Regions from separate parts of the Homo sapiens genome. Here region 1 is linked to region 2. A link is an interaction called in ENCODE POLR2A ChIA-PET data of the cell type or tissue named here. Cell type or tissue: endothelial cell of umbilical vein. All regions are shown on one strand. Links, peaks and the distances in the headings refer to the core of each region. The heading gives the core; the rest is flanking DNA. Region 1 overlaps RNGTT (RNA guanylyltransferase and 5'-phosphatase). Region 2 overlaps RNGTT (RNA guanylyltransferase and 5'-phosphatase).

Region 1 (15,982 bases), core at 6,574-11,573, 68 kb before region 2:
TTTTGAGATGGAGTCTCACTCTGTCGCCCAGGCTGGAGTGCAGTGGCACAGTCTCGGCTCACTGCAACCTCTGCTTCCCGGGTTCAAGAGATTCTCCTGCCTCGGCCTCCTAAGTAGCTAGATTACAGGCGCGCACCACCACACCTGGCTAATTTTTGTCTTTTTAGTAGAGAGGGGGTTTCACCATGTTAGCCAGGATGGTCTCAATCTCCTGACCTCGTGATCTGCCTGCCTCGGCCTCCTAAAGTGCTGGGATTACAGGTGTGGGCCACCGCACCCGGCCTGAAAAAGGAACACTGTTACACTGTGAGTGGGAGTGTAAATTAGTTCAACCATTGTGGAAGACAGTGTGGTGATTCCTCAGAGACCTAAAGGCAGAAGTATCATTTGACCCAGCAATCCCATTACTGGGTATATACCCAAGGAATATAAATCATTCTATTATAAAGATATATGCATGTGTAAATTCATTGCAGCACTATTTATAACAGCAAAGTAATGGAATCAACCTAAATGCCCATCAATGATAGACTGAATAAAGAAAATATGATACATATACACAATGGAATACTATGCAGCCACAAAAAGGAACAAGATCGTATCCTTCAGGGACATGGATGGAGCTGGAAGCCATTATCCTCGGCAAACTAACGTAGGAACGAAAAAACAAAACACTGAATGTCCTCACTTATAAGTGGGAGTTCATTGATGAGAACACATGGACACATGGGGGTGAACAACACACACCAGGCACCTGTGGGGGGCATGGGGAGAGGGAGAGCATTAGGAAGAATAGCTAATGGATGCTGAATTAATACCTGGGTGACGGCATGATCTGTGCAGGAAACCACCATAGCATGTGTTTACTTATGTAACAAACCTGCACATCCTGCACATGTACCCTGAACTTAAAAGTTGATAAAACAAATAAATAAATAAAAATAACATTGTAAATGATCTAGACAAAAAAGTGGAAAACATGCATAAACGGATATGGAGTTTCAGCAGAGATGGAAACAATAAAAATGAAACAATTGAAAATGCAGAAATAAAAACACACAACATCAGAGAAAAAGAATGTTAATCAGTGGGAATGATAATCAATGAGATTATCCACAGACTGGACACAGAAGAGAAAAGTCACTAAACTTAAAGAAGAAACGTACGTGGCACTTTTTCCAACTGAAATACAAAAAGAAAAAAAGAGGGAAAAAAGAAACAGTGCTGAGAATCAAAGAGCTGGGAGACTACAGCCAAAGACAGAACATTTGTACAGCTGGAATGCGAAAACAAAAAGAAAGATACAAGGAAGCAAAGAAACCAACTGAGAGAAATAATGCCTCCAATTGCTACAAAATTAATTAAACACATAAACACAAACACACACCCCAATGGACTCCAAGAGGACAGGAAGAAAGATTTAAGAAAAACAAAAAAAAAAATGTAGGTTTATCATAGTCAAAACCCAGCAAGAAGGGGGAAAAGATTACAGGCAGAGGAACAAAAATAAGATTGACAGCAGACTCCTTATCTGAAATTACGCCAGCCATGAGACAATGAAACCTCACCTTTAACATACTAATATTAATAGAAACAATGTCAATCCAAAAATCTTTAGCAAATGAAAATATCTTTCAATAATAAAGGCACAGTAGAGTTCTTTTTCAGACAGACAATAGCTGATAAAACATATTTCCACCAAGCTAGAATATAAGAAATTTTAAAAGAAAATTTTCAGGTAGAAGGAATATGATACAAGAATAAAATCTGTATCTAAACTGAAATAATGAAGGGCATTGGAATGGTTAAAAACTAGAATAAATATAAGAAATCTGTGTTCCTCTTTCTTTTCTTACAATATAATTGACTAATTAAAGTAAAAATATTAACAATGTATTGTAGGATTTATAACATATGTAAAAACAAATTGTATAAAAGGAAATGAGGTAAGAACCCCAACTAGGAAGTGGCATACTATTATTTAAAAGTAAATTGTGAAAACAGACACTATAAACCTTAGAACAACTGCTAAAATATACACAAAGATATATATCTAATAGGCCCAAAAAGTGGAGATATAATGGAATAAGAACATTCTCAAGTAATCTAAATGATGGCAAGACAAAAGGAAAAAAGTAAATGAGAAAACATGGGGCAAGCCATGTAGTAAATCAAGTAGTATGATAGTAGATTTAAACCAGATTGTTTTCATTCTAATGATATTTCTTCTAAAAACCACAACATTACAAAATCAACAAGCAGAGATTGTCATTATTAATAAATTTTTTTAAGAAATCAAGAACCAGCTGGATGTATGTCTGTAATGCCAGCACTTTGAGGGGCAGAAGCAGGCAGATAGCTTGAGCCCAGGAGTTCAAGACCAGCCTGGGCAACATGGCAAAACCCCATCTCTACAAAAAATATTTTAAAAAATGTAGGTTTATCATAGTCAAAACCAAAGTCAAAACCATAGTCAAAGCCAGGCCATGGCGGCATGCACCTATAGTCCCAGCTACTTGGGAAGCTGCTGTGGGAGGATAACTTGAGCCTGGGAAGCGGAGGTTGCAGTGAGCCAAGATCATGCCACTGAATTCCAGCCTGAGTGACAGAGTGAGATCCCTCTTAAAAAAAAAAAAGGAACCAACTATATAATAGTGTCTACAACAGCCCACTTTGTACATAAAGAGTCCGTTAGGTATAAAGTACAGAGATGGAAAAAGATGTCAAATTCAGGGCTAATGGAAAAAAGCTGAAGCATCTAGGCTATATTAATATAAGACAATGAGAACTTCTGAACAAGAAATTACTAGAGATGAAAACAATACATACTGACAAAGGGGGTCAATTCATCAGGAGTCTGTAACAATCTTAAATGTATACACACCTTAAAAAAAGCTTCAAAATAAAACTGACAAAATAGATAAGAAAAATAGTGGGGAAATCCTCAATTATACATAGAGAATTTAACACTCTTCTCTGAGCAAACGACTGGACAAATAGAAAAAAAAATCACTAGTAGTAAAGACATCTTGAAAAGACTTACAGAACACAAGCAGACAGAAAGCCAGTGAGGATATGGAAGCGTAGATCACTATAAAACAACCTGACTTAATTGACATTTATAAAAATACTCCACCCAAACCAGGAAAAAATGCTTTTTTTTCCTAAATGCGTACAACACATTTCAAAGTATATTCTCTGATCATAATGAATTAAATTAGATGTCAATATTTGGAAAGTCATCCAATATTTGAAAATTAAATAACACACTTCTAAATAACCCAAGAATAAAAGAAGAAATTAAAAGGGAAATTTTAAAGTATTTTAAACAGAATGAAAACAAAAACAGAGTAGATTAATGTTTGAGAGATGCAGCTAAAGCATATTTACAGAAAATTTTGCTGCATGAAATACCTAATTAAAAAGAAGATCAATGACCAGGCACAATGGCTCATACCTGTAATCCCAGCACTTTGGGAGGCTGAGGTGGGAGGATCACTTAAGGCCAAGAGATTGAGACCAGCCTGGGCAACATAGTGAGACCCTGTCTCTACAAAAAATTTAAAAAGTAGCCAGGCATGGTGGCATGCACCTAAGTCGCAGCTACTCAGGAGGCTGAGGCAGAAGGATCATTTGAGCCCCAGAGGTTGCAGCTGCAATGAGTCCTGATTGCACCACTGCACTCCAACCTGGGCAACAGAATTAGATATCGCCTAACAAAAGCAAAAAAAAATTTTTTACCCATTTTTATAATAAAAAAAATTAAGAAAAAGGTTACAAATCAACGACCTCAACTTCCACTTTAAGAAAGTAAGGAGAACTGTAAAGAATTTCATAATCTCAGATATAAAAAATAGCCAGTTGGGCTGAGATAGTGTACACAATAAAAACAACTTCTCCCCTCCTAAGGCTAAGACCGGACTTCACTGAAGACGGAACAGCCATAGCTCACTGGATGGTGAAGCTGATGAAATGTCCCAGCTGCCTTTAAAGATGGAAGTTGTATCAAAGCAGTATGTCCAAATTTAGCATACTGAGTAATAGGTAGGAATGAATTTCCAAATTTCAAAATTAAGTCGCTGAGATGAAAATTTCAAAGAAATTGAGAGGCCAAGGTTGTAAGTCAAACCAAACATTGGGAAGTGTATTCAGCAACGATGATGGGCAGCCTTTGAGAGAAGAGTCTGTCAGGCACAGTCTCCATGAAAAAAAGGAGTTAGCAAAAAGTCAAAAAGAGAGTCTCAATGTGCTTAAAATAGCACGACTTGAAAAGTCAGGTTTTATTTAATAATTTAAATAACAGATATAATTTTAAACTCACTTTGATATTCTTTTGTGTCTGATATTACATTCAAAAAATAACCTACTGTTTCTTTTTCTCCTTTTCTATATATAAAGTAAAACTTATTCATGAGTTGCACTGGTATCCTAATGTAAGAAGTACTAAGCTAAGTTTTTCATAGATAATTCACTGGTTGATTAACATCCCAATAAAAATACAATTGCATGCAGTGTTCATGAGATAGATATTTCCTGACTGCCTTCCAATGCTAGAAACCAAGCCAGCATTAGGACATGCTAATGGGATATGAGGACCCAATAACAACATAAGCCTTGGCCAATGTGCCTAAATAATACCTTAATTTCAATTTGACAGTAAAAACATTTAAATGTGATGACATAATTACAATTTCTCCTTGTCAATCTTTCTTCAGAAACGTGGTTCTACTTAAATTACCCTAGATGTTTTTAAAACACTTCTAACAAATAAAAGAATCTTAATTTAGAAATGGTTAATTGAAAAATCTTGGAGAAATTTAAAGTGGAATATCTGGTCAATCACCCTAAACTAGGATACAATCCTTTTCAGAATTACAATTTTCTTGATAATTTTCCCTCCAGACAAAATTCGAAGATAATTGGATGAAAAGTAAAACAGTAGACATTATATATCAATTTTTAATAAAGCATGATACTTTTCATAAGGTTTTTCCTATAAAACTTAAATTTGCTTACTTATGAACATAATCTTATCTTTGAATACCATCTGAAATATCCTACAGAGGGCATGTAGCATGGACCAAAGATTGGAGGAACTGACAAAGGTTACCATATGATTGACTCTGAGTTGATGTTTTATGTCTATGAATCATGATGTAACCGAAAACCAAGTTGTTATAAATGCATAAGCAGAGAAACATAATGCAAAAGGCTTGACATTAGAAACATGAGAAATAAAATAGAAACTGCAAAGTTACAAAGCATAGAAAGGAGCCTTTTAAAAATAATAAGCAAAATGACAGCTTAAGACTACAGTGAAGAAGAAACTCAATCTCCAATGTTATTAGAAATACGAATTGGCAATATCAATTCATTATAGTATGGAAAATATACCAATGGAATACTTAAAAAAGAATAAACTACCTCCACCTTTCAGTTCTGGTCTATTCTACTCAGACATCTTCTGAGCAGATATTCCCACAAAGCCTCAACTCATTGCCTGAGAATACTCAATATAGTAACTTCTATCTCTTGACTCTTTTATGTGCTTTCATAACTCCCCACAAATCCAAGGTTTAGTTTTAAAACCCCCCCAAAAATGGAAATTTGCACTCCCCTGGATACTAATCTTTATTGGTTTTCAATCCCAAATTCTAACTTCTAGTTCAGGTTAGGATTATTCAATGCTTCTGTACTCTGAATGTCCTTCTAATCAGTAAATAATAATCCTACAAGTCATCCTTCTTGCTCATCACAAAGCCAACATCATTATCTTCTTTTAAAAAAGAATGACTTGATTGCCACTATTTACCAATAGTGCCTAAACAACTATGTCATTCAAGTTAGCTAATCAAAATATAAATCGCTTTTGCAATACTATTGTTGGCTCTTTCATTAACCAATATTATTGCAATTAAAAAGAGGCATAATAATTCTGGTGAATCCTATTTGACAAGTTAGAAAATCTCAAACAAAATTTCTCTAGAAAATATACCCTCTTAATTTTGGTTGCCGTTAGTCTTATTTTTACCAAAATCCCTTCATAGATCCACAAAGAAGTAGTCAACCACATCCTCATGGAACAATAAAAGTTCTTTTCATCAGATTTCTAATTATTCTTTTTTATTTCATAATTTAGGCATCATTCACTCATTCAACAAACATTCACTTAGTACCAATAAGTGACAACCACTGTGTTAAGTGTTTGAGATGTAAAAGAGTTTACTCCATGTCTATCTTGGAAGAGCAGGTGGCAGGGTCTAGTGGGGAGACCCCAAACTCAAATGTCTATACGTGCCAGGCCATAACCTGAACTGGACAGGGTATACAGTAAGACGGACGCGTGAGACCAACTGGAGAAGACATCCTCATCTACAAGCAGTCAAATTCAACATTGTTTACATATCATATGAGATTACACTTTATGAAGCTCATGAATTTATGAGTTAATATGGACCTAAATACACATAAAATAGTTTTTTTACCTTAAATGCTTTCAATAGAGATGCTTAAAGACTTCTAAGGAAACAAAACAGCAATTATATTTTCATCTATCATTTAAGGATTTATTCAAATATTTACTGAGTACTAATTACATATTCATTTTTAGAAAATGATGAGAAGAGCAAGAGAAGGAGGTAATACATACAAAACTACTAATATATGCCAGGTACTGTTCCAACACTTTACATATTTTAACTTATTTTTAAACTATGCCCTAAAGAGTTAAAGAAACCAGTGACTGGCAGAAATTATTGAGCCTGCAGGGTGGCAAATTAAAAAAAGAAACAAATTGCTGAAACGCTGAAACTCCCTCCACTTATGAGATTTAAAACCTGGCTGAAATCAACTGGAACCGATATGGCCTACTGGCGTTTGCACAGAACGAACTTGCCGGTGTCACAGATCAAATTTCCACCACAGGCTGCATACTAACTCCCCCTGAAACTTGCACATGAGATCCATGAGGTAGTATGAATAAATAGCTGTGCATGCCTGAGGACTTTCCAGACCTCTCCTCTCCTTCCACCAATAACCTACCAATCCCTGAACACACTCCCTAAACCTTTTCTAATGAAATTACTGCCTTAAAGTCAGCACAGAGAGACAGATTTGAGCTGGACTCCTTTCCTCTTGTTAGTCGACTTGCAATAAAAAGCTTTTATTTTCCCAAAAACTCAAGTGTCATAGTATTGGCTTCTAGCACATCAGGCAGCAAGCCCTTTTGCTCGGTAACATTTTTAGCCTCATAATTACCATATACAGTAGGGATTATTGTGATTCCCATTTTAAAGGTGAAGTTAAGAACTTGCCTAAGGTTACACAGCAAGAAACTGAGAATCCAAATGCATTCTGGCTCCAGAGTCCATATTGTTAGCTGCTATTCTAAACTAGAGTGTCAGAGTCCCAAAAACTTCTCCTAATCTCTACTCTAGTCTAGGTTATATGCTCCTTCAATAAACTATCAAAGTATCCTATGCTTCCCTCCATCACAAGCTTTTCCCATCTGTCTGACTACTAAATTGATATGTATGCTTTTTGAGGTCAGGAATCACATCTTACATTCATTGTATTTTCAACATCTATTACAATAATCTGGTGCACAGTAAGCTCTCACTTAACAAATGTGTGTTAAATAAATATAAAATGAATAACACAGTGCAAGAATCTATAAAAATAAGCTGGTAAGGCTAGGTTATAACCATAGGTTATAGGTTAGGTAGAAAAATACATAGGCTGTATTATCACAAGAGGTTTTATAAAATGAAAACATAAAAAACTGTTAGAGAAGTTTAAAAGTTGATTAGACTTGTGTACGTATTATGAAAGGGGTAAGATTTTAAAAAAAAGCTAAAGTCATCTCTCATAAGTTAATAACTTCCTAATAAATCATCCTTTATTACCTATATATATCTCCAGTGAAGACAACAGTAATAACGTCCTAACTGGGCATATAGAGTTGCTTCTAGGTGAATTTCCTTTCTTCAAACTATTTCTACTCACTATGCTACTCACTGACTTTCTAAAACAAACAATTTGTTGTGTGTCATGGTCATATCTAAAAATATTTGAATGCCCTTCACTGTCTATAGTCCAAGTTGCCTTAGTATAGCTTTTAAAGCCCTTTTTTTCCTGGGAAAACTCTCCTGAATATGTCTATAATCAAATCACAATGAAATGCTCACCTTTTCTAAAATATTTATATACTTTGATATCATTAAACCTTTGTTCATGCTATACTCTGTATCCAGATTGCAGCTGACAAGAAATATAAGTGAGTATTTGTTTTGTGGATAGAAAAGCATGACCTATCAGTTTAGAAGAATAGTAAGTACTTTTGAAATGAATATACGAATACAATGGATATTTGGCCATAAATACATAATGCAGTAAAAATACAACTAAACTGCATAAATGACTAGTCTGGATGTCATGAGGGAGAAAAAGTAGAGAGATTTAAAAAAAAGGAAAAGGCTAAATAGTTCTAATTTGAACATTAAGGGAAAATCATTTATTTGTAAAATAAAATTTAAGATTTTCAAATAAAGAGTAATATGAGAAATTGCAAAAATATACCCTCTGTTTAAATAGGTGTGTTGAGGAATTCACTTTACCAAAGAGAGGGCCTGGCCTTTGCCCTCAGCTACTGGGAAACGATCTCTAGGCCCAGGGGATATCCTCCTTGATAAGAGTACCTGGAGTCACTGGAGAGTCTAACAATGTGACTCATGATGGGAGCTTCCTGGAATACCCTGTCAGCTCTGATCTCCAAAGAAACTAGAAACTAAATGTATTAGCCTGAACTTTTGGGAGGAGATAAAGACTAAAGGTCAGACACAGGGACAGTATGTGAACAAAATCCAGTATAAACTGTGGACACCAAAAGCTTGCATTAACTTCCCTGGACTGTCATACATCATAGCCAGGAAGAGGTAACAGCATCCATGACTCCACCAGGAAAGCACAACCAGAAGCTTTGCTTTTGAGCCCCTCCCAGATTCTGCCCACGTGTCTCTCCTTTGGCTGGTTTTAGTATGTATCCTTTCATTATAATAAAACTATAATTCTTAGTGCTCTGAGTTTTGTGGGTCATACCAGTGAATTATCAAATCTGAGGGAGTCAGTGGGGACCTCAGTATCTAAAGCCAGCAAGTCTGAAGTAAAGGAGGCCCTAGGGACCCCCAAACTTGAGGCTGGTATCTGAAGCAAGGACCATGCGGTTGGCCTAAACGTATTCCAATAGGTTTTTGTCACTGTATTTCTCTAGTTGATACCATTTCAGCTGTCCTCAAAGTCACACCCATCAGCAGGAAAGCTTATGACTTCCCCTGTGAGGCATTATTGCCAAGAAGCTGTTCCGGAAGTGACAGACTGTAGAATGATGCGATAGTTGCCTTCTCTGTTAATGAGTAAAGTGACCCAGTTAGCCATCACAGATGAGACCTTTAGCTTCACTTTAATAGACATTGATGTCTCCGGATGAGGACAACCCACACTGGGATACCAAATGGCATTTTAGCTGTAAACTAAACATGTTCTGCAGCCTAATAAAGTAACAGGAAAATGGAAGTGAGACTTTCAGAAATAAACTTTACTTTCCACAATATAAAAAAGTATAACATTTCCCTATTCTTTGTATCAATTTTAAGCTAGGACAGAAAGAGAAAGCTCAAAATCATATAAAAATAAGACCTAAGATTTCTATCTAGAATGTTGTATGAAATATATTGTGAACAAAATAGCAAAATATGTATACCTCTGTTACGGTGATTTTATTTCCTGTACTTAAAATTAAGCATTTATCAACAATTTAATGCAGCAAAGTAATTACATGGTTCACTGGGATTTGACATAACACCTTTAAAGAATACTGACTTTCATTCATTTTATTGTCATTAGGCTCCAATGTCAAAATTAAAGTTCTATTAGTTATCTTCCATGCCTCTATATGTACATTATCTCCCAGGAAGATTCCATCCTACTTCAGTCTAGTGAGTTACAATCTTCTCATGAGGTGCACATATGTGTATACAGTATATGGGGACATATATGTGCACTTATAGTCCCTAGGCTAAGACTAAGAATTCTAAGAACACGCAAAAAGAAGGGCAAAGTACACAAAAGGGGGAAGAAATGAAAAACTTCTTTAATGAGAAAAAAGAATGAACAGAACGAGTGGGACAAAACCCATAGCACATAATGGGGTATTTGACATAAAATACTAGGTATCAGAGGTAAGACTAAGCAAAGTATATTTTAGGTATTGGAAAAGCAATGTACTTAAACCAATAACACCACCAATTTAAATTTATTACTCTTTTGTTCTCAAGTATATGAAACTATGAGTCATTCAAGCTTCCATTTGAAAATAACATTCAAAAAAACCTTTGCGAGCACCCTAGAATCAGTAATAAAACCTATTCTAATTATATCTAGAGAAAGCATTGATTTACAATACACCAAAACTTAGAAAAGGTGACCCAGATATATGAGTACTTAAAATTTCAATGTCATTGTTTCCTGGAAGTAATCACAGTCTAAGGAGGAAATGGGGACACAGGGGGCACACAGGCTGGGGGAGAGATTCTCATTATTTCCAAACAATAATATGGAGACCTAAAACTATTCACATACAAATCAACACTGGAACTTTGAACTCAATCCTTAAAGTCTGGCCAGTAATACAGTTTAGACCTGAAGCACCAAAAGATAAGTTTTAGCTTGTTGCAAGCTCTAGAGACACACTGAAGAACAACGGTGGCACCTTGTACACTCTAGAGCAAAAACCACTCTGGTCTAGCGTATGTAAAAGGAATCCTAAATATATACATGCCTTTCATTTAAACCCCTTTCTTCTCAGACAGCAAAAAGGAATATGCAAGGTATTCAGAACCTCTTCATACCATATATCTGGACTAAGTAGGTACAGTTATCTCACTTCAGACATATCAGACAGATGGAATTTAAAAGGTACATTTTTTGGATCTTTTACAGCTTAATTTTTCTGGTCATCCTACCCAAAATGTGGCCCAGGCACAGTGGCTTACACCTGTAATCCAAACGCTTTGGGAGGCCATGGTGTGAGGACCGCTTGAAGCCAGGAATTTAAGACCAGCCTGGGCAACAAAGTCAGATCCTGTCTCTACAAAAAAATAAGTAAAAAAAAAAAAAAAAAAAAAAAAAGTGGGGGGAGGTGTAGATATAAATACACTAAATATACACACAACACATACGTGTACACACACACACTCATATTCTCCAACTATCAGAAAACTAATAAACCACTCTGAACTATATCATGTCTCCTCAAACTAATCAGCAACCTTAACCCTATTCCTTCACGTACTTTGCCAACCTCTGAACCTAAATGATAACTAACCTATCCCATGCCTTCACCATCCAAGTCTATTCACATCATTTTTTTTTTTTTTTTTTTTTTTTTTTTGAGACGGAGTCTCGCTGTGTCTCCCAGGTTGGAGTGCAGTGGCGCCATCTCGGCTCACTGCAAGCTCCGCCTCCCGGGTTCATGCCATTCTCCTGCCTCAGCCTCCCAAGTAGCTGGGACTACAGGCGCCCGCCAACACGCCCAGCTAATTTTTTGTACTTTTAGTAGAAACGGGGTTTCACCGTGTTAGCCAAGATGGTCTCGATCTCCTGACCTCGTGATCCGCCCGTCTCGGCCTCCCAAAGTGCTAGGATTACAGGCGTGAGCCACCGCGCCCGGCCTATTCACATCATTTTAAAATCATTCTTCTATACAGATGTAAGATGAGTCAACATCTAACAGTTTATTTTCTTTTAACCATCTGTAATTTCCATCAGGTTGAGCATTATGTGCAATTGTTCCTAAGTATTCTTAAACACCTAAAAATACAGCCAAATATACTATCATTTTTTGAAAGTCAGCATATTAGAAACATAAGCTCAAGACATTGGGTTAACCAGGAGCATAATTTAAGTTTACTTTGGGCTGGGCGCGGTGGCTCATGCCTGTAATCCCAGCACTTTGGGAGGCTGAAGCGGGTGGATCACCCGAGGTCAGGAGTTCAAGACCAGCCTGGCCAACATGGTGAAACCCCGTCTCTACTAAAAATACAAAAATTAGCCAGGCATAGTGGTACATGCCTGTAATCCCAGCTACTCAGGAGAGAAGAATCGCTTGAACCCGGGAGGCAGAGGTTGCAGTGAGCCAAGATCCTGCCATTGCACTCCAGTCTGGGCAACCAGAGTGAAACTCCGACTCATAGAAAAAAAGAAAAAAGTTTATTTCGTCCATCAGGAACCAAATCAAGTCAGGCTAAAGATGAATGCACAGTTACTGATAAAATAAGGCTATGAAATTAACTACCAATTCATTACGAGTATGATAAACCCAGTTTAAAATGTTTTGTAATTGTGCTGCAAAAGCCATAATCAACAAGAGAAAAATAAATTTGTGATACATACTGAGAACAGTTTTAATAAAATTAACTTCTCTTAAAATCAGCAATAAATGACTGCAAAATTTAATCATTATGTTTTTTCTATACAGAGCTATATTTAGTTAGCCAAAACCATTTATGTGACCATACATTTATGTCATAATAAATAAAAAGACTTCTGTTAAACATATTTGTTTGCTGATAGGTAAAATTATATCCACATCACAGTTTCAATAAAAATAATAATACTAGTCCTTTAATATCTTCAACCTACTTTCTTTCAGTTCATAATTCAATAAACAGCAAATTATTAGAAAATTTAATTTTGAAATATACAGTTATTATAACATCTATGAGACCTAGAAAAAATTATTTAATGTCAAGAATAGTATTCTTCATAACATTAAGTATTCCCCAAAATTATATAAAACTTAAATATATTTTTTGGTAGATAAAAGATAAAGTCATTTTTCCTGAAATGATGTCTTAGCACCTAACTGAACTATAGAAAAGAGAAGGTCATTAAGAGGAAGGTTTCAAGTAGAAATAGTCTGTTACACTCACAGATACAGTAACAGGAAAGGCAAGGCGGGGCTCATGAATTAAACAGCCCCAAGAAAAAAAGAATGAAAAAGGGCAAATTCTGAAAGGGGTGCTGAAAGAGCTCATGCAGCTAATAAACACATGTGCCACAAAACAACCATCCAAACAGTAGGATCTGCATTCTCCTAGAAATTCAATGTTATTTCCAAGACACTACATTACTTTTGAGTAAAGAGTCCTAATCCTTTGGCATCATAACCACCAGCTACTCTAATCTTAACCCTAACTTTTCCATGTAATTCATCAAACTACCAACAAGGACTTTAGTACTTGAATCATCCTTGTCTTCTTCATGTATGCTACCATACATGTGGACAATCTACTCAGCATCCTAGTGTCCAAGATCCTAAATATTTTCAACTCTACTGACATTCTCTTCCACTCTACCTCATTAATCTCTACCAACAGACAGCTGCTAAATTATTATTTAAAAGTACTCCACATCAAACGTGATCACTCTCTTACAATATATGTCTCCCATCCAGCAATGAAAGAGGCATTTCTATCTACCTGCTACAGCTGCGGATCTTTATTTCACCTTTCAAAAATTATTTCACCTACTAGGTAGGTGAAACATTTCACGAACATTCTCAAAACCCTATCTCCACACATGCCTCTCTGGAACTACAATTCTCAGCACTGCAATATGACTAGATATGAGATTGTACAGAATCATATGTGGAACAGTGTTTTAGACTTGGAAAACCAAGCAAAGAGTATTAAGAATTTAAGCCCTGAAATGCCACAAGAGTGGTGCTTTCTGAGGACTGAACTTATCACAAGAAAACCTATAGGCTCCTACCAATTACCCAGTGAAAAAGTCTAATTTTAACAATATATTACTGATGATGATGATATGATGATGATGATGATGGATGACTTATCTGAGGCTAGCAGTTCCACACTATTAAATAAAGAAAGCAAAATTTTAAAACATTGGCCAGTTACCCAGCCCTCCATGTTTGGCTAATATGAGAGGAAGAATCAAAAAACAATCAAATATTTTCTCATTAATGTCAGAACAGGACAAAGATATTCTCTGTCAGCACTCCTTTCAAAATCATACTGAAGTTCTAGCTAATAAAGTAAGACAAGTAAAAGGTATAAATATTGGGAAGGTAGAAATAAAATTGTCTTTTTTCACAAATGATATGATTGCCTATGCAGAAAGTATGAAAAGAATAAACAAAAACTCCTGGAACTAATAAGCAATTATAGCCAGGTTTCAGGACACAAATATATAAAACTCAATCACTTTCCCACATACCAGCAATGGTATACAGAAAAAATATCAATCACTTTCCTATATACCAGGTGAATTTCAAAATTTAAAATACAATAACATTTACATTAGCACCCTCCAAAAATGAAATACTTAGGGATAACATAACAACTACATATAAAAATCTGTATTAGAAAAACTACAGAATTCCAACGAAAGAAACCAAAGAAGAACTAAATAAATGGAGAGACAGCACATGTTCATAGATAGGAAGACTCAATATTGTCAAGATGTCAGTCTTCCCAATTTGATCTACAGATTCAACACAATCCCAACCAAAATCCCAGAAAGTTATGTTCTAAATATTGTCAAACTGATTTTAAAGGTTGTATGGAGAGGCAAACGATCTAAAATAGCCAGCACAATATTGAAGGAGAAGAATAAGAGCAACAACTGACACTACCAGACTCAAAATTTACTATACAGCTACAGTAATCAAGACAGTATAATATCGGCAAAAGAACAGACAAATGGATCAGTGGAACAGAATAGAACCCAGAAATAGATCCACATAAATACAGTCAAGTGATCTTTGACAAAACAGCAAAAGCAATGAAACGAAAATAGTCTTTTCAACAAGTGGTGATAGAACAACCGGACCTTCACATGCAAAAAAATAAATAAATTCTGAAGTTGCAAACTTATGATTTGTGTATGTTTCAGTGTGTGTTATACATCCCCAAGCAAAAGTCTGCTTAGAAACACTAAAGAAAAAAATGTGCTAATTAAATTTTAGAAAGCATATGTTTTACATTCTCAAATTTCTGAAAAATATGCTATGCTAAAAATCAGATGTGTGAAATATAGGGCATTTTGAGGAACTATCCAATAATACAAAAAGAAGAACAAAGAAAAGTATAAAAGATAAAATATATAGAAGCACATGTTAAGCAAAATTTTTAAGGAAAATTAAATATTATGCAAACCTATATTAATATTTCTAAGCAAAATACGATTAAGCAAAATTCAAAGTAAACAAAAGCAAAATAAAAGAAATTAATATTTCTGTATAAAATATGCCTAAGCAAACTGAAAGAAAAAATGGTGTCAACTGATTTCGATAATAAAATTCATAATGAAGAAATGAGTAATAAATGTTTATGTGCTAAAATTTTAATATATTAGAAAAAAGACAAAATGTAATAGCACTGAAACATTTTAATATTCCTCTCTTACCTATGACAAAACTATAACATAAAAACATTCACAGAAATGTTTATAACTGATGATATATTAGGCCACTAAAAAAAAAAAACCAGCAAATTCCTAGAAATCATACCAACTACATTCCCTAGTCACCAAACAAACAACAACAAAATTAGAACTAAGAAAAATAAATAAGTTGAAAACAAATGGGAAAAGCTGATAAACTTCAAATTTTAAAACATTCTGTTAAGTGCTGTGCAGTCAGGGGAAGGGCCAAAAAGTGAACTGAATTTATACAGCCAGTTTTTCTCTAGGGGCATTTCCTGATTTTAACATATGGCAAAACTTAGAAAATCCATATTTTTTCCCTAGGCAAAAGGCCACTGCTAAGGGAAAAGGAAACAAGTAGAGATTTTAGTGGGCTCAGGGAATTAGAGAGACACATTTGGGAAGGGATTCAAACATACACCTGGATTTCCCCTCGAGATGATAGCACAATGCTAAAGTTACACAGATACGTAGAAAACAA
Region 2 (15,982 bases), core at 6,064-11,063:
ATAATTATTTCAAACAATTTTTCACAGATTCACAAAGAGGATAAAGTTTTTTCCCCTTTTTTATCCAAGCCAGCATTTGCCACTTCCATAATCACACATAATGAATAAGAGTATGTGAGCAAATAATGAGTTAAGAAAGTATCACAGAATCGTAAAAAAAAAAAATATGAAAATCCAGTTAACACCTCATCTAACAGATAAGCTCTACTGCTGAGATGGGTCAAAGCAAATGTTCTTCCATCTGGTCAGCAGCACTACTCAATACTAAATATCAATATTCAATACTAAATATATCTTACTTATTTCCTATATAAAATTTAAAAATCCATCTATGAACACCCAATATCACACTCTTAAAATCAAAACAAGCAGTCATATTTCATATACAGTATCAAGTAATGCTCTTTATTAGCTCTTTAGTATCTCTTACTTAGTTGTCTGGTACTATACATAGTTTTGTTATATCTCTTACTACATCTTAAATTGTACTTCATTTTCCTGCTGAGAGTAGGAATTGTACTTTTACTTTCCTCTAGTGTCTTGTATTGTCTTTGAGACCTTCTAAAGCTTACAGTAGCTTAACAGTTATCTATTAAAGCAGTAAATATTGTCTGCAAATATATTTATTATCCCATTAAGTGAAAGGAGCAATGCAATTTGAATTACCATCACAAAGCAATTTGAAAAAAAAATAATAGAGTTTTTCTATTATTTATTTATAAGAGAACAGCCTATATCATATCCCATTATATGGAGGATCAGAAAGTAAGGAAAGAAAACAGCAGGTAAGAAGATGAAGGTATAATGTCTCGAGAAACCAAACATCCAACTCTTAATATTGATTATCCCAAGGGGTGGGATAAAAGTTCTCACAGGGAGAACTTTTTAATTTCTTTTTAATGTTTTATGAGGAAGACAGAAGACATTATCAGAAAAAATATATTTTAAGACAGAAAAATTCATCTATTAGCATAAAACAGTAAAAATAACTATCAAAATATTGAAAAAATAATGAGGACATGACCTGGCAAAAAGGATTCTGGGCTCTGGGGCCAGATCACTTGCATTCAAATCTCAGTCCTGCTACTTACAATAACTGTGTCTGTGACCTTGAAAAAGCTACTTATTCACAATGCTATCTTACAGCGTTGTGAGTATTAAATGAGATAAATGTTCTATGTAAAGTACTCAGAACAATGCCTAATACACATTAAGTGTTCAACAAGTATTACTTGTTATAACTGTTGCTATAGCCAAAATACAGAATGAACTTGTGCAACCACACTAGTATTCAAAAAAAACTGCTAATCAAAGCAATTTTAAAATTCATTTTCCTTTAATTTTTACATCAATAAAATCTTTTAAGAAAAAAATTCATTTTCCAATTGTCAACTTGGCTACATTACTTATATTAAGTGAAACTACCCCAAATTGCCAAGGATGTACACTCAAGCACTGCTGTTCGGAGTGTATCACTACAACCTCTAGCAAGGTATATCAAGGACTTCAAAGGTTTCCATACTATATCTAAGTAATACTATTTTTGTCAAAATTTATGCAAAGATGGGTATAAGAAGATCAGTACAGTTATTTATAGCAACAAAAAAACTGGAGTCTAAATGCCCCTATAATCGAGGGTGAACTATTTTTTCTTGGCAGCAATTAAGTCATTTTAAAAATACATGTTATAACAATGAAATATACTCATGTTAAGATAAAAAGCAGCATACAAAAATAATCATGCCTGAGTATTGTGGCTCAGGCCTGTAATCCCAACACTTTGGGAGGCCAAGGCAGGCAGATCACTTTAGCCCAGGAGTTTGAGACCAGCCTGGACAACACGGGGAAACCCTATCTCAACAACAAAAAAAAGACAAAAATTAGTTGGGTGTGGCGGCACGCGCCTATAGTCCCAGCTACTCTGGAGGCTGAGGTGGGAGGTCGAGGCTGCAGTGAGGCATGAGTGTGCCACTCCACTCCAGCCTAGGCAAAACAGTGAGACCCTGTCTCAAAAAACAATCATCATCATCATCATATAGTTTAGTTCTAATTACCTGCTAAGCCTATCATAGCTAGCACAATCTCTGGCATATGGTAAATGTTCAATAAATATTTGTTAACTACATGAATGAACAAAGAGACAAATTCAATCTCTTTATCCTGTATTCCTTGTTTCTCATTTGTTTGGGTCCAGTAGCCCAGCTCTATATAGGGGAAAAAATGTTTGAAAATATTAACGAAAAATTCATTTGTTTTAATCTTTCAAAGCTTCACATGTTTGCTGCCCCCAGAACCTGGCCAACTGAAAATTCTGAGTTAGGGTTGCACCTATGTTTGCAATCAAAGTTTTATCTGTATCTGCTCAGCTCTAAGAGTTCTCTAGCAGATTTTGGTAATAGGTAATAAATTTGGTTGGTTTTTATTTTTAAATACCATTTCAAAGACAGTATCTCTATTAACTAGTAGTAACTCTCATACTTAGGATTTGATTAAAGAAACTGCTATTTAAGGGACCTTTTTATCCTTTAGTAAATCCTAAAGATGTGACTACTAACCAATGGGTATTTCAAAGATTTGGTTTTAAAATGTTAGATTGTTTTGCCTTTGCTTAATTTTCTTCTTGTGCAATAACTATACCACACCCTAAAAGAATTCTGAGTGAACTCTGGGAAATCAATGTTGGTTCTCATGTAATAATGGTTTTCAAAACAGTCTTCAGTTATAACAACAATAACTAATATGCATTGAGTGCTGTATAATAAGCATTTTATGTGGGTCTCCACCAACTAACAGAGAAATTCTCAGATATGTTCTTAACTCAATAGCTGGCTAAATACTACTTTGAATTGGGTCACTGATTTTTAAATTTTGTTCCATGAGGCACTACAGATAGCGGCTCCCAAATCAGGTTAAAAATCACAAGTAATCGGGGTGCTTTTCAAAAATGCATTTTCTCAGAACCAATCCAGGCTTAATGAATTTGAATCTCTGAATTTTTTTTTAATAAAAGTTTCCTATGATGGTAGCGCAACTGGAAATGCTGCCCTAAAAAGTTCCATGGTAACCTCAGACGCCACACCAGAATGCAACCCCATATGCTTTCCTCAATTTGCAGCAACCAAAGCATTACTGCTTTTATCTGTTTCATATAGGGGGACTTAAAGAAAGATTTAGGCTTGGGGAGGGAGTCAAAGAGTCCTTCTTTTTAAACCAATTTACCACAAGATACCATCAAACGTAGCTTCAGATCAATAAACAGTGTTTCTGAGTTGACCTCTAAATATTCTCTGGTAGTCTCACTTCCCCGTGATAAAAAAGAAACACAGGAGCTTTATTGTGTCCCATCCAGTTGCAAGGAAACTGGCCTGGATCCCTAACTATAGTTCTGATGAAACTACTATTAAAAACAGGGCTGGGGTCTTTAAATGACGAGATCTGGCTTACATTCTCTCTAAGAGTTTTGGTTATCACCAGAGGTATGACACTAAACATTAACTGAGTCCTAAAATTAGTATAGTTAGTATAATTTCCATTATTATGAGGAAAAACTACCTTAAACCTAATTTCATTTGTTTATTTATTTATTTATTTATTTATTTATTTATTTTTGAGACAGGATCTTTCTCCGTAGCCCAGGCTGAAGTGTAGTGGTACAATCTCGGCTCACTGCAACCTCCGCCTCCCGGGTCCAAACGTTTCTCGTGTCTCAGCCTCCCAGGTAGCTAGGATTACAGATGCAAGCCACCACACCTGGCTAATTTTTCTATTTTTTAGTAGACACAGGTTTTTGCCATGTTGGTTAGGCTGGTCTCGAACTCCTGACCTGAAGTGATCCACCCACCTCGGCCTCCCAAAGTGCTGGGATTATAGGCATGAGCCACCACGCCCAGCCAAAACCTAATTATAAAAGCCCAAGTACTAGAATACAGAATGATGCTGATTTTGCCACTATCTACTTACATGATTTGAAACAAATATTTTACTTTTGTGGAGTCTGGTCCCTCAGACACCTCCACAAAAACTCTAAGTTTCCCCAGAACAATTAAAAAAGTAAAAGTCCTTCCCAGACATAACTTTATTTACTGCTGAATTCCTGAATACTAGATATGATGTCATGGCTATAACTGATATTTGTTTGTAAATAATAAGATAGGAGATAAATTCTTATTTAATTCCAATATTCATTTCATCTCTAGTTCTTATGTTACATATCAGGAGCTATTTGCTTTGCTTTCAGAAGAAAACTAGAGCCAAAAAGAAATTTATAAAGAGCTAAGTGAACAAATCTAAATGAAAGCAGTATACACAATACCTAATTGATCATAATTTGACTCATTCTGTTCCTAAATAAGATATACTTTTTTGTTTGTAGTTCACTGAAAATTATTCCAGAGACATCTGAAACCTCTTTAATATTCTCCTCAGCATGTAAAACTTTTCTAGTCTAGCATCTCATTACCTTATCCACACTATACCTGTCTGAACATTCGGCTCCAGTCATTAGCATAAACATACACTACAAACATTATTAATGAGATACATATCAAGGGACCCAAGCAAGCTATTAACCACCTGGGGTAACTGCATGTTTCTGTATAAAAACCTTTAGAGACCAGGCGCGGTGGCTCATGCCTGTAATCCCAGCACTTTGAGAGGCTGAGGCGAGCAGATCACGAGGTAAGGAGTTTGACACCAGCCTGGCAACATAGTGAAACCCTGTCTCTACTAAAAATGCAAAAAATAGACAGGTGTGGTGGCATGCGCCTGTAGTCCCAGCTACTCAGGAGGCTGAGGCAGGAGAATCACTTGAACCCAGGAGGCAGAGGTTGCAGTGAGCTGAGACCACGCCATTGCACTCCAGCCTGGGTGTCAGAGTGAGACTCCGTCTCTACATAAATAAATAAATAAATACTGTTACAGCAGCAAATACAGAAGCTGCCTAAACATACTGCAGTTTATCCACACAACAACTATTTCTACAACACGCTATTCACAAGTCACGAAGTGTATTTGTTAGGGCACATGTAGTATGACCACACATTGAGCACCCTGCTCTAACAAAGGCATAGGACACGATTTTCATGAGAAAAAAAAAATTTGTCTTTCAAATGTATACATTTAGTAAATTACATAAAAAATCTTGTCAAAGTACCAATGGCTTAGCATGAACTTACAATTAATGGGAAGAAATCTTACTTCAAAACTTTAAAAAAGCAAATTTTAAAAAATCTTTATATTAAATATGTTTCCCTACCTTAAGCTCACTTTTTACACTTTCTTACAAAGAAAGAACATTTAAGATGTAAAGACTGTCTTTTAAGGAGAATGTATTCAATGATGGGTTGTCAAACTATGATCCAAAAGCCAAATGTGACCTGCTAATTTGTAAATAAAATTTTATTGAAATACACCCACCAAATGTTATTGAAATACATCATTTGGTTTATGTAAAATCAGGGGGATATGGCTGCTTTTTATCTGAGACAGAGACCACACAACCCACAAATGATAAAATATTTACTACTACGTCCTTCACAGAAAAAGTTTAGAACGAAAACTTAAAGCTGGATTACAGGAAAAACTTAAAGCTGAGGATTCTGTCTTAAGCAGTCCTAATCCATGCAGCACCTAACACAGAGCCCTAGGGGTAAATAAGTTTCCAATATAATTTCTGAATGAATGAATGAATGAATGAATGAATGAATGAATGAAAGGAAGAAGGGAAGGAAGGGAGGGAGGGAGGAAATTCCCAGACCAGGATGCAGGAAAATAAACCTGTCTATAATTTCCTTCAAGAAGTATTATACAAATGTACCTCACCTACTTAAACAGATGTGTTATAAAAAGCTGAATATAAATTACATTTCCATAAATGCCTAAGTGGCTTTTTTATTCCCTGCAATAATTTTCCTTATAAAGCAAGTCCCAAATTTACCTTTTATATTCAGTTTTTCTTGAAGCAGGGTATGCTTGTATATGTGTGTGTATTATATAAATATGTAAGTCAAAAGATATAAATACAGATATAGATACATATGTAAAAATTGCAACCATAGCACCAGCCCTTTTGTTGGTCTGTTACATTATTCCCACAGCCTTACATTTTTCCTGTGTCGAGCATAATCTGAGTTATTATCTTTTACTTTACTATTTGTTTTACAACAGTACTTATTAAAACCATTTGGTTTTTACCTACTGATTCAATAATAGTTGAAATTAAATTTATAGTACTCAAACTCTCAGCAGAAAGAATTAAAATAAAAGGCATGAAAATTAATTCTAAAATTTTTATATAGTTCTAAGTCTTCATCACTTTCAATTGATGTTGAATTATTTTGAAGACAATTTATTTAATTGCATTACAAAATCTGCTAATAAACTAAGTACACAGATAAATCCTATTATAAAATTCTATCTTTTCCCAGAATATGTGTGAAAAAGCAGATTTCACAATTACAAGACAGTTCAATTCCAACTGTAACTGTAGTAACATTATATCACTTTTCCTGGTATTATATTTACACTCAAGTAGAACTGACTCCCCCCTCCTGGGGAAAGCCATGAAAATAATGAAACAAGAGTACTCAAGACAAAAGAAATATTAAGAAAAAAGTTAAATGTATTTTAGGGAATGTCAGAAATTCAACGAGTTCCTTTAAAATACACTTTGATTATTTGGCAGCTTTCAACAAAATTGAAGGACAATCTAATCAAGGAGGCATAAAGACATAGTAAAGCGACTATCAAGTGTAACTGCAAGTCTTTCATTGAGAATCATTTTGTTTAACTCTGAAAGTGGGGGCAGGGGGCAGAGGGAGTGTTATATTTCAATACACCTTCACCAATATTATGGCTAAATAAAATGATTTTATTTTATCAAATGCTTGAAGTCTATTTTCATCAAAATCCCAAAACTGCAGTTTTGGCTGATTTAATCTACACAAAAATGCTTGCTATGTAAAACTCATTTGACCAACTCTCACTAGCAAAACCTCAGCCAAATCGAAAGTCCCACTATCTGATAGGAAAAGTCCAACTTCATTTTTATTCCAAATACACAAGTTAATGAACAATTTTTGCCAATTATCTCACATTTGAATTTCAATGTGAGACAGACAGGCAGGCAGGCAGACACTGACAGATAAAAAGCCCTGCCATACCTGTCTCTTGGATGAAATAAGGTACTTTCACTAACTCTTAATAATGTTCTCTTTGCTGTCTTGGAATCTCCCTCAGGAGAGACATTTGTTAACAACAGCCAAAGGAAGAAAGAGAGGAAATGTTTAAAGGAAAAGTGTCATCACTTTCAACCTACTCCCACTGCCCTACTCTATACTATACAAAAACTGAGAACATCCCAACCCAATCCCAAATATCTTGTTGCTAAATTCAACAGACACTTTTCACTCCTTAGCTTACTAATTCTCTATAAGATTTAACCTTTCTTTGGAGACATTTTTACTTTCCCTTAGCTTGAATGACAGATATTTCTCCTGGTTTTCTCCCACCTCCCCTACTCTCAGTCACCATTGCTTCCTCTACTCAACAGCCTGTCCACATCCCTGTCTTTACTATCACATACTATTGTCTCCCAAATCTGTACTTTCAATCCATATTCTTCTCCTAAACCCAAGGTCCAACTACCTAAATATCCAAAGAATGCTGAGGAAACATGTGCCAGAGGTATACCTAACCTAATTTATTCTGCTATCTTGTTTTCTCAGAAAATAAATTTTATTTACACTTATTTAATCAACTGGGAATTTATCTGGCTATGAGATATGTGCTGAAGCTCTAAATTGAATTTGTGCCAAGCTGTTAATCAATTATCCACAAATAATTTATTATTAGTTAAATAGTTATCTGCAAGTTCTATGAGATAGGGACAGTATCCACACTGCTCACTGCTGTTTCCCCAGAACCTAGCACAGTACCTGACACACAGAGGAATCCAAGAAACAGAAACTATAATTTAGTGTATTACTAAAGTCTTAGTGGTGGGGAATGTAACAAGAAATAATTTTCAAAGCTCAGGAAAAAGTTAAATAAAATTTAAAAATTCAAAAATTCAACAAGTTAAAATATAACCAAGTGCTACGGTTTGAAAATTCATGGTGAAACTTAATCTCCAGTGCAACAGTACTGAGAGATGGAACCTTTAGGAGGTGATTAGGCCACAAGGGCTCTGCCCTCATGCATGGGATTAGTGATCTTACAAAAGAGCTGGTGGTAACTAGCCAGGCCCTTTTGCTCTTCCACCATTTGAGCACAAAGCATTCGCCCCTTCAGCCATGGGAAGATGCAGCAACAAGGCATCATTTTGGAAACAAAGAGCAACCTTCACCAAATACTGAACCTGCTAGCATCTTGATTCTGAACTTCCTAGCCTCCAGAACTATGAAAAATAAATTTCTGTTGTTTATAAATTACCCAATCTGAGGTATCCTGCTATAGCCGCACAAATGAACTAAGATACTAAGTATGATTAAATGCCTGGAAACTTTTTCTAAAGAAGCTCTCTAATCTTCCCAAAACATTCTTAAGATTTCAGCTCTAGAAGACTGTGTTTTCCTCCATAGAAAAGCAATATAAGAATAGCTAGTACCACTCAGGTACAGGCTGAGTTGTAGAGAGAAGAACAGGAAGGAGCCCAGACTCTTTATGACAAAAAAAAAAAAAAAAAAAAAAAAATCGAAGTGCATTTGGGAAGTAGGTGCACAGCATGCACTATATAAAACAGTTGTAAATCCATGTCTTACTTTGCAAAGTTAAGTTAGAACCCTGTGGATCAGAATTAGAGATACTAGGCCTTCCTTTTGACCTCAACTCCTACCAAAACCATATATTTCTCATCTCAAAAGCCTTCCATTATTATAAAACATACTGCAAAGAAATAACAAAACACACTGCTGAATAGTACATTTAAAATAAGCCTTCTGTATATTAACACCCAGTACACAGGCAAGGTGGTCACTATCAGGATGACATACTTCCAAGTGGATCAGCATGACTCAGTTCCAACCTTAGAAGACAGCCTTCACTCAAAATGAATTTATGCATTAATTCTTCACAGCAAAGTAATAATAATAACAATGACAATAAAAGGAGTTTTTAAATTTGTAGAAATGTTAGATTGCCTATAATTTAAAAAGTCTTCCAGATTAAAAAAATCAAACCATACAAATATTAGAAGAAATATGAGAGAATTCTTCTTCAATCTCAGTATAAGGAAAGGCTTTCTAACTATAAATCAAAATCAAGAGGCAATAAAAATTAATAAACTTGACTTCATAAAAATAATAAAATTTTGTATGGCAAAAAAACATGAACAAAGTCAAAAGACAACAGAAAAGAAACAAGGACAGATAATTCACAAAAAAGATAAGTATAGCCCTTAAACATATGAGAGGATGTTTGACTCCATTCAGAATTAAAACTAGAATGAAATACCATTTCTCACTAACCAGATTGGTGAAAAAATTTGCCAACACATTCTGTTAGCAAGGCTGTGGTGGTACAGGCATTCTCACAAACTGCCTGTGGGAATACAATCTGGCACTACCCTTTTGGAGCAGAAACTCGTGGTATCTAACTAAACTTCATATACACCCAGCCTTCAACTCAGCAATCCTTCTTTCTAGAAATTGACCCTGAGGTTAGACTTTCAACAATATGGAGGGAAAGTCAGCTCACAGTTATTCATCACAGCATCATTTGTAATTACAAAATACTGGAAACAATCTAAATATCTCTATATAGGAGAGTCGTTGAATAAACTACTCACACAATGGGTACAATGCAGCTGTAAAAAAAGAATGAGAATATCTGAAGTGAAATGCAGTGGTTTCTAGAACATACTGTTAAGTGGAAAAAGCAAGGTGAAAAGACTATCTAATTCTAAAGTGTATGGTATCTTTCCTAAAAGAAAGGGGAAAAAGAAAAGTGCATCTGCTCATCTGTACAAAAAGAAATGCAAGAAGGGTAAATCAGAAAATGATGAGGCTGATTATTTAAGGGGGTGGGTAGGAACAGAATGAAAAGATAAGAGAAAGGGAAAGGGTTAAAAGGGATAGGAGAAAGTAACATTTCTCAGAGCATACTCTGAATCATAGTAGAGTTTCACACACTCAGAAAAATGAAAAATTAAAATCAACAAAGGATGAGGGCAAACTCAGAATATAAGCAGAAACAAATGAAACTAATTGTATTACAAATGAAAACTATCTACACTAAAGGGTTTGGCAGGAAGAGAGAAAATAATTAAGTAACTTTGGAACACAGTACACTTTATATACCCTAAGGCTAAAGTCAGACCAACTGTTCACAAATATTACACTCTATTCAAATGGATTTCTCACAGTGGCTTTGGATAGCAATTCCAAAACTACTTTATGTGTATTATAGTAAATATTATGGATAATGAAAACCAAGTGTCTCCCTATCAGAGAGAGGAGTTACAAATAGAAAATGAGAAAAAATTCAATAAATCCTATGGCAGTGCATTAGATTTGGAAGTATCAGTACGAACTCGTGATTTTGAAAAAAAAATGTATGCATACACATACATACAGACAGATACTGAAATAGATATAGGTGTGTATTTATGTATATACTCACACACACACACACACACACATATTTCCTAGCTCTATCTTCTGAGAGGGCCTAGAAGAAATGACATCCCAGTACTAATGAGCCCAACTTGTGCACAAAAATTGGTTTCTAAATACCACTCCTTAGAGAAACAGTTGATTCCAGGGCTGGGGTAGGAAAAGTACAAGGTAAGTCCACAACATCTAGGGGTGCCAGAAACAAGAAAGTACTCAAAAAATGAGGGAGAGATGTCAAAAGACAGGAGTCACTTGATGGGGCTCTCAACGGTCAAATGAGACATTTGGAGCAATAAAATAATTACTAAAACAGATTATAACCCACAGAATATAATACGTGTCTATGAGTCCACACTGATAGGAATAAAAAAAGCAAGAAAATAAAGAAATGAGAAAGAAGGGAAAGTTCTTCCTAAGAGCTGAATTCCACTATTCCACTTAGCAAACATAACAGTGGTAACTGTTTCAGGTAAGAATCATTAATGAATGTTAAAAATAATGGCGAAAAGTATAAGAAATAGGATATTTACATGATCTCAGAGTATCTCCCTCACAGCTTCTTAAGTACAAAGGAAAAATAACTTTATCATGGCAGACATGCCTTTATCAATAAATAAAGTACAAACCAAAAATAAAATAATAAACAGAAATAACTTCATCAATCTGGCACACACCAACTAAATCAAGAGATCAAAGTTAACATCATCACTAATAGGAGAATTCAACATTATGTGCCTCCTGAAATGACATGAAGAATATTACTACTGTGATGTTCTTGCAAGCATGCCCAACTTGAATCATGAGGAAACATCAAACAAACTCAATCTGAGAGACAAGCTACAAGATAACTGGCCAATGCTATTCAAAAGTGTCAAAGTTATGAAAGAAAGCCTAAAGAATTATTGCAGAGGCCGGGCGCGGTGGCTCACACCTGTAATCCCAGCACTTTGGGAGGCCGAGGCAGGCGGATCACGACGTCAGGAGATCGAGACCATCCTGGCTAACACGTTGAAACTCCGTCTCTACTAAAAATACAAAAAAATTAGCCTGGCGAGGTGGTGGGCGCCTGTAGTCCCAGCTGCTCGGGAGGCTGAGGCAGGAGAATGGCGTGAACCCAGCGGGCGGAGCCTGCAGTAAGCAGAGATCGCGCCACTGTACTCCAGCCTGGGCAACAGCGAGACTCCGTCTCAAAAAAAAAAAGAATTATTGCAGAAAAAAGAAGAGACATGGCAACCTAATGAAACACGTGATCCTGGACTGGATCCTGGACCAGAAACAGGGCATAATATTGACACTTTTGGTGAAATCTGAATAACGTCAATAATCAATACATCAATGTTAATGTCTTGATTTTGGCCATTGTACTGTAATAATATAAGATGTTAACATTTGAGGAATCTGGTTAAGGGCACATGGAAATTCTTTGTACTATTTTTGGAAGACTTACTAAGTCTGACATAATTCCAAATTAGAAGATTTTTTAAATGCTTAATTATTAGAGATCAAAAACTGCAACCAAAAGTACTCAGAACTATAAAAACTAAAGACATCTCATTTTTAAAAGTATGAGTTTATTGAAATACACGAAACACAATTAATTCTTCCATCAAACAAACTTTCATTTCATCTGTTTCTGAGATTACAGTGGCTTAGTCTCCATCAATTCACCTATTACAACTAATATAAATTTCTCACTGTTTCATTTTCAATAACTTTCATATTTCTGTTTCTATTACCTGGCTTTACATTTCAGAAATATTCCCTATTCTACAATGTTTTCAAATCCATTAAAGTTTCCTGTCAAAACCACTCCAGGCAGGGTTCAATGGCTCACACTTATAATCCCAGTACTTCAGGAGGCCAACAGGGAAGAATCACTTGAGGCCAGGAGTTTGAGACCATCCTGAGCAACATAGCAAAACACAATTTCTTTAAAAAAAAAAAAAAAAAAAAAAAGCCACTCTACTTACTGTTATCTCCAGGCCCTCAGGCCTTGGTCAGGCTAATGCAAAATTCTTACACAATACCTTTTACTGTTAACTATATCCAGGTTTCCTATTACACTCAATTTCAGAGATCCTTGGTTTAAATATTGTTACGAGATATAATAAATTGCCATTAAATTATGAAATAAGGATAATAAAAAGAAATCCTACACTGTATCCTGACATAGCTTTAACGACGATGGAGTCCAGGACTCATAGCTATTAATCAGTTACTCTTATTTCATAGCCTCTAAGACCATTCTACAGCCTCCTCAGGCTCTTTTCACCTTATTCAATCACAGAAAGTCCCTCTTCCATGCTACTGTACTTAAATCCTAGTGCGCAAAAGATAGATTTTACACTGGCCCAGAAACACCTTGCAAAATTTTTTCTCTCCCAGAAAAAAGTATCCTAAAACAGAGTAGGTATTCAATAAATACTCAGGGTTTTCCTTTTGTTTTTGGTGGAGCCTGGTTCTAGGAGAAATTAGATATTTCCATTAGCAATCAAAAACATCTTAACCAATTACTTCATAAAAAATTACTTTAGCCAATCATCTAGGGGTCTAACAATACCAACACACAGAGAAAGGGGTACACAACTACAGAGGAGGAACAAAATCAACAAAAGTTGGATGGCAGAAACAAGAGACAAATTTTGCAGGCTTTATTATTTTGCCCAAAGCTTACCATGATACTGTGAAGAAAGCAATGCAGAAAGTAAAGAGTATATAAGGCCAGATGTGGTGGCTCATGCCTGTAATCCTAACACTTTGGGAAGCCAAGGCAGGAGGATCACTACAGCCCAGGAGCTCAAGACCAGCCTGGGCAACATGGCAAGATCATATCTCTACAGAAAATTTTAAAAATTAGCTGGCCATAGTGGTGCATGTCTGTAATCCCAGCGACTCTGGAGGCTGAGGTGGGAGAATGACTTGAGCCCAGGAGGTCAAGGTTGCAGTGAGCAATCACTGTGCCACTGCACTCTAGCCTAGGCAACAGAGTGAGGACCCTGTCTCAAAAAAATAAGATAATAAAATAAATTTCAACAGAAAAAAAAAAGAGTACCTAAAATATGAAACTCCTAAGAGGTTAAATGTATGCCTCAATCCCAAATCCCCAGTTCATTTCGTAGTGTAAAGCCTAGAGATAGACACCTTGACCTCACGTTTTCCACTCTTTCTCCACCCACAGAAGTAAGACATTTGTTAAGACATTTTTACGTATCTATTAAAATGTATGTCTCAACAACATCCTTAACATCCTTACTACCAATTTAATAGATTCTGAACATAATCTAACCCAACATATTAAATAAATATAATTTTAATATTCTGAAAATAAGCAGAAAGGCTAATTTTCATTTATCCATCAAAAACACATATCCACAGGGAAGGGTGCAGAATGGGTAAATGATCCAAATTCTGTTTATGGATCTATATCTTTCTTTGTATAACTGCTGCAAGCACACAAGGCACATTTTTTCATTTCTACACTGTTTCAATTTTGCATTATACATTATTATTAATTTTTAAGGCTAGTTCATTAAGGAAGTTCAAAATAATATGAACAAATAAACATATAAATATCAAATACTTGTTATTTAACTACTTGAATTAGTACACAAAGCATTAATAATAAAAACCACAGGCCAGGCACGGTGGCTCACACCTGTAATCCCAGCACTTTGGGAGACCAAGGCAGGTGGATCACCTGAGATAGGGAGTTCGAGACCAGCCTGACCAACATGGAGAAACCCTGTCTCTACTAAAAATACAAAATAAGCCAGGTGTGGTGGCACATGCCATAAACCCAGCTACTTGGGAGGCTGAGGCAGCAGAATCGCTTGAACCTGGCAGGCGGAGGTTGTGGTGAGCCGAGATCGTGCCATTGCACTTCAGCCTGGACAACAAGAGTGAAAACCCGTCTCAAAAAATAATAATAATAATAAAAACCACACCTGCCATATAACCCAGAGAAAAAGGTCAATACCATAAGGACAGTAGTGATAATCTCTAGGTGATAAAATTTCTTTTTTATTTTCTTCTTTTTTAATGTTATTTTCTGAATTTTGTCAAATGAATATGTCTTACCTATAAAATACCCTAAAAAAGCTAAAAAATGCTAAACTGAGGGGAAAAATTGTTTCCAACAGAGGCAGACAATTAAAATGAATGAAAATATTTTTAAATATTCCCAATAAAAATCAAATATAATAAAATACTTAAACATTCTAGAAAGCATATAATGTTAAAATATCATTATAGTCACCTAATAATGAAAATAGGTTGTATCTGCTCCACTTCTTTTCTCCATATATATCTTTTAAGGTAACTACATGTTAAATGGAGATGGAGATGGCATGATACAAAGAGTATAACTGCCACTTAAGACTTTCCAAAACTCATAAAAATTAAATAGAATCTGTCATCTTCAAAATAACACTTAAAAGCTAATATATATGTACTGCCAGTTATTCCAAAACATTTTATTATGAAATAGTTAATGACTTCTATGTTAATATCTGTTAAAATAATTATTTCAACTTGCTAAATGAATACATACATATAGCAAAACTGTAATAGATGCAAAAAAATATGGATTACAAAAGAAAAAAATAAAATGTTGCTGAGGAAGAATAAAATTTCTACTAATATCTTGACCAGCCTGGGCAACATAAGGAGACTTCATCCTTACAAAAAATTTAAAAAATAGCCAGGCAGGGTGGCACATTCCCATAATCCCAGCTACTCAGGAGGCTAAGCTACTATTCAGGAGACTGAGGTGGGAGGATTACTCGAGCCCAGGAGTTCAAGGCTGCAGTGAGCCTTGATCGTGCTAAGGCACTGCCGCCTGGGTGACAGAGCAAGATCCTGTCTCAAATTAAAAAAATCTTAAAACTTAGAAATATAAAATTTGAAATTAAGCTTTGTTGTAATAATGCAACAACCTTGCGAGTATATAAAGAGAATAAGGCAAATTATTCAAAGGAGAATACAGAATGAATCAGAGAGAGTTCATCATTTTTAGATTACAAACTGGCAATTTATCTATTAACCTCAACATGTCCAATATCATTAAAAAACAAGGCAGTGGGCAGCAGACATACCAAAAACCATATCATTAAGAGAAAAACACTTTCAAACTTAACATCTAGTTATAGATTTATGTTAAACTAGCTAAGCTCTGAAACCAAAAATTTAGCAGAATGAGAGATAACTTGTGCTATACAGCTTAGAACACTAGCAAAACCAAAAATATATAATTTTTGAAACATTTATTTTGCTATTCACATTAGAAATTCACACTCTCAAGAGTGTAAACTTTTCTAACAATAAAACAATATTCTTCAAGCATTAGGGTTATTTGTGTAATTTTTTTAGAAGTC

The links. ChIA-PET counts read pairs that join two places held together with the same protein. Peaks named below come from ENCODE experiments on the same cell type or tissue, not always from the same donor. Only the 100,000 strongest peaks of a DNase experiment are listed, where the experiment ranks them.
Region 1: POLR2A ChIA-PET joins it to region 2 with 10 read pairs; 2 of 35 experiments call an interaction of 5 or more read pairs at or near these places.

What each region holds. Positions count from the first base shown.
Region 1 is chr6:88,806,332-88,822,313 of GRCh38, forward strand. All of the region lies in intron 11 of RNGTT (RNA guanylyltransferase and 5'-phosphatase), which reads right to left. Among named protein-coding and RNA genes, the nearest start is that of RNGTT, 150 kb to the right of the region's middle. In endothelial cell of umbilical vein, for the core only: no CTCF peak of the experiment used is centred there; no DNase peak of the experiment used is centred there; H3K27ac peaks cover 276 bases.
Region 2 is chr6:88,874,505-88,890,486 of GRCh38, forward strand. The region is part of intron 8 of RNGTT (RNA guanylyltransferase and 5'-phosphatase); the gene reads right to left. Among named protein-coding and RNA genes, the nearest start is that of RNGTT, 81 kb to the right of the region's middle. In endothelial cell of umbilical vein, for the core only: no CTCF peak of the experiment used is centred there; no DNase peak of the experiment used is centred there.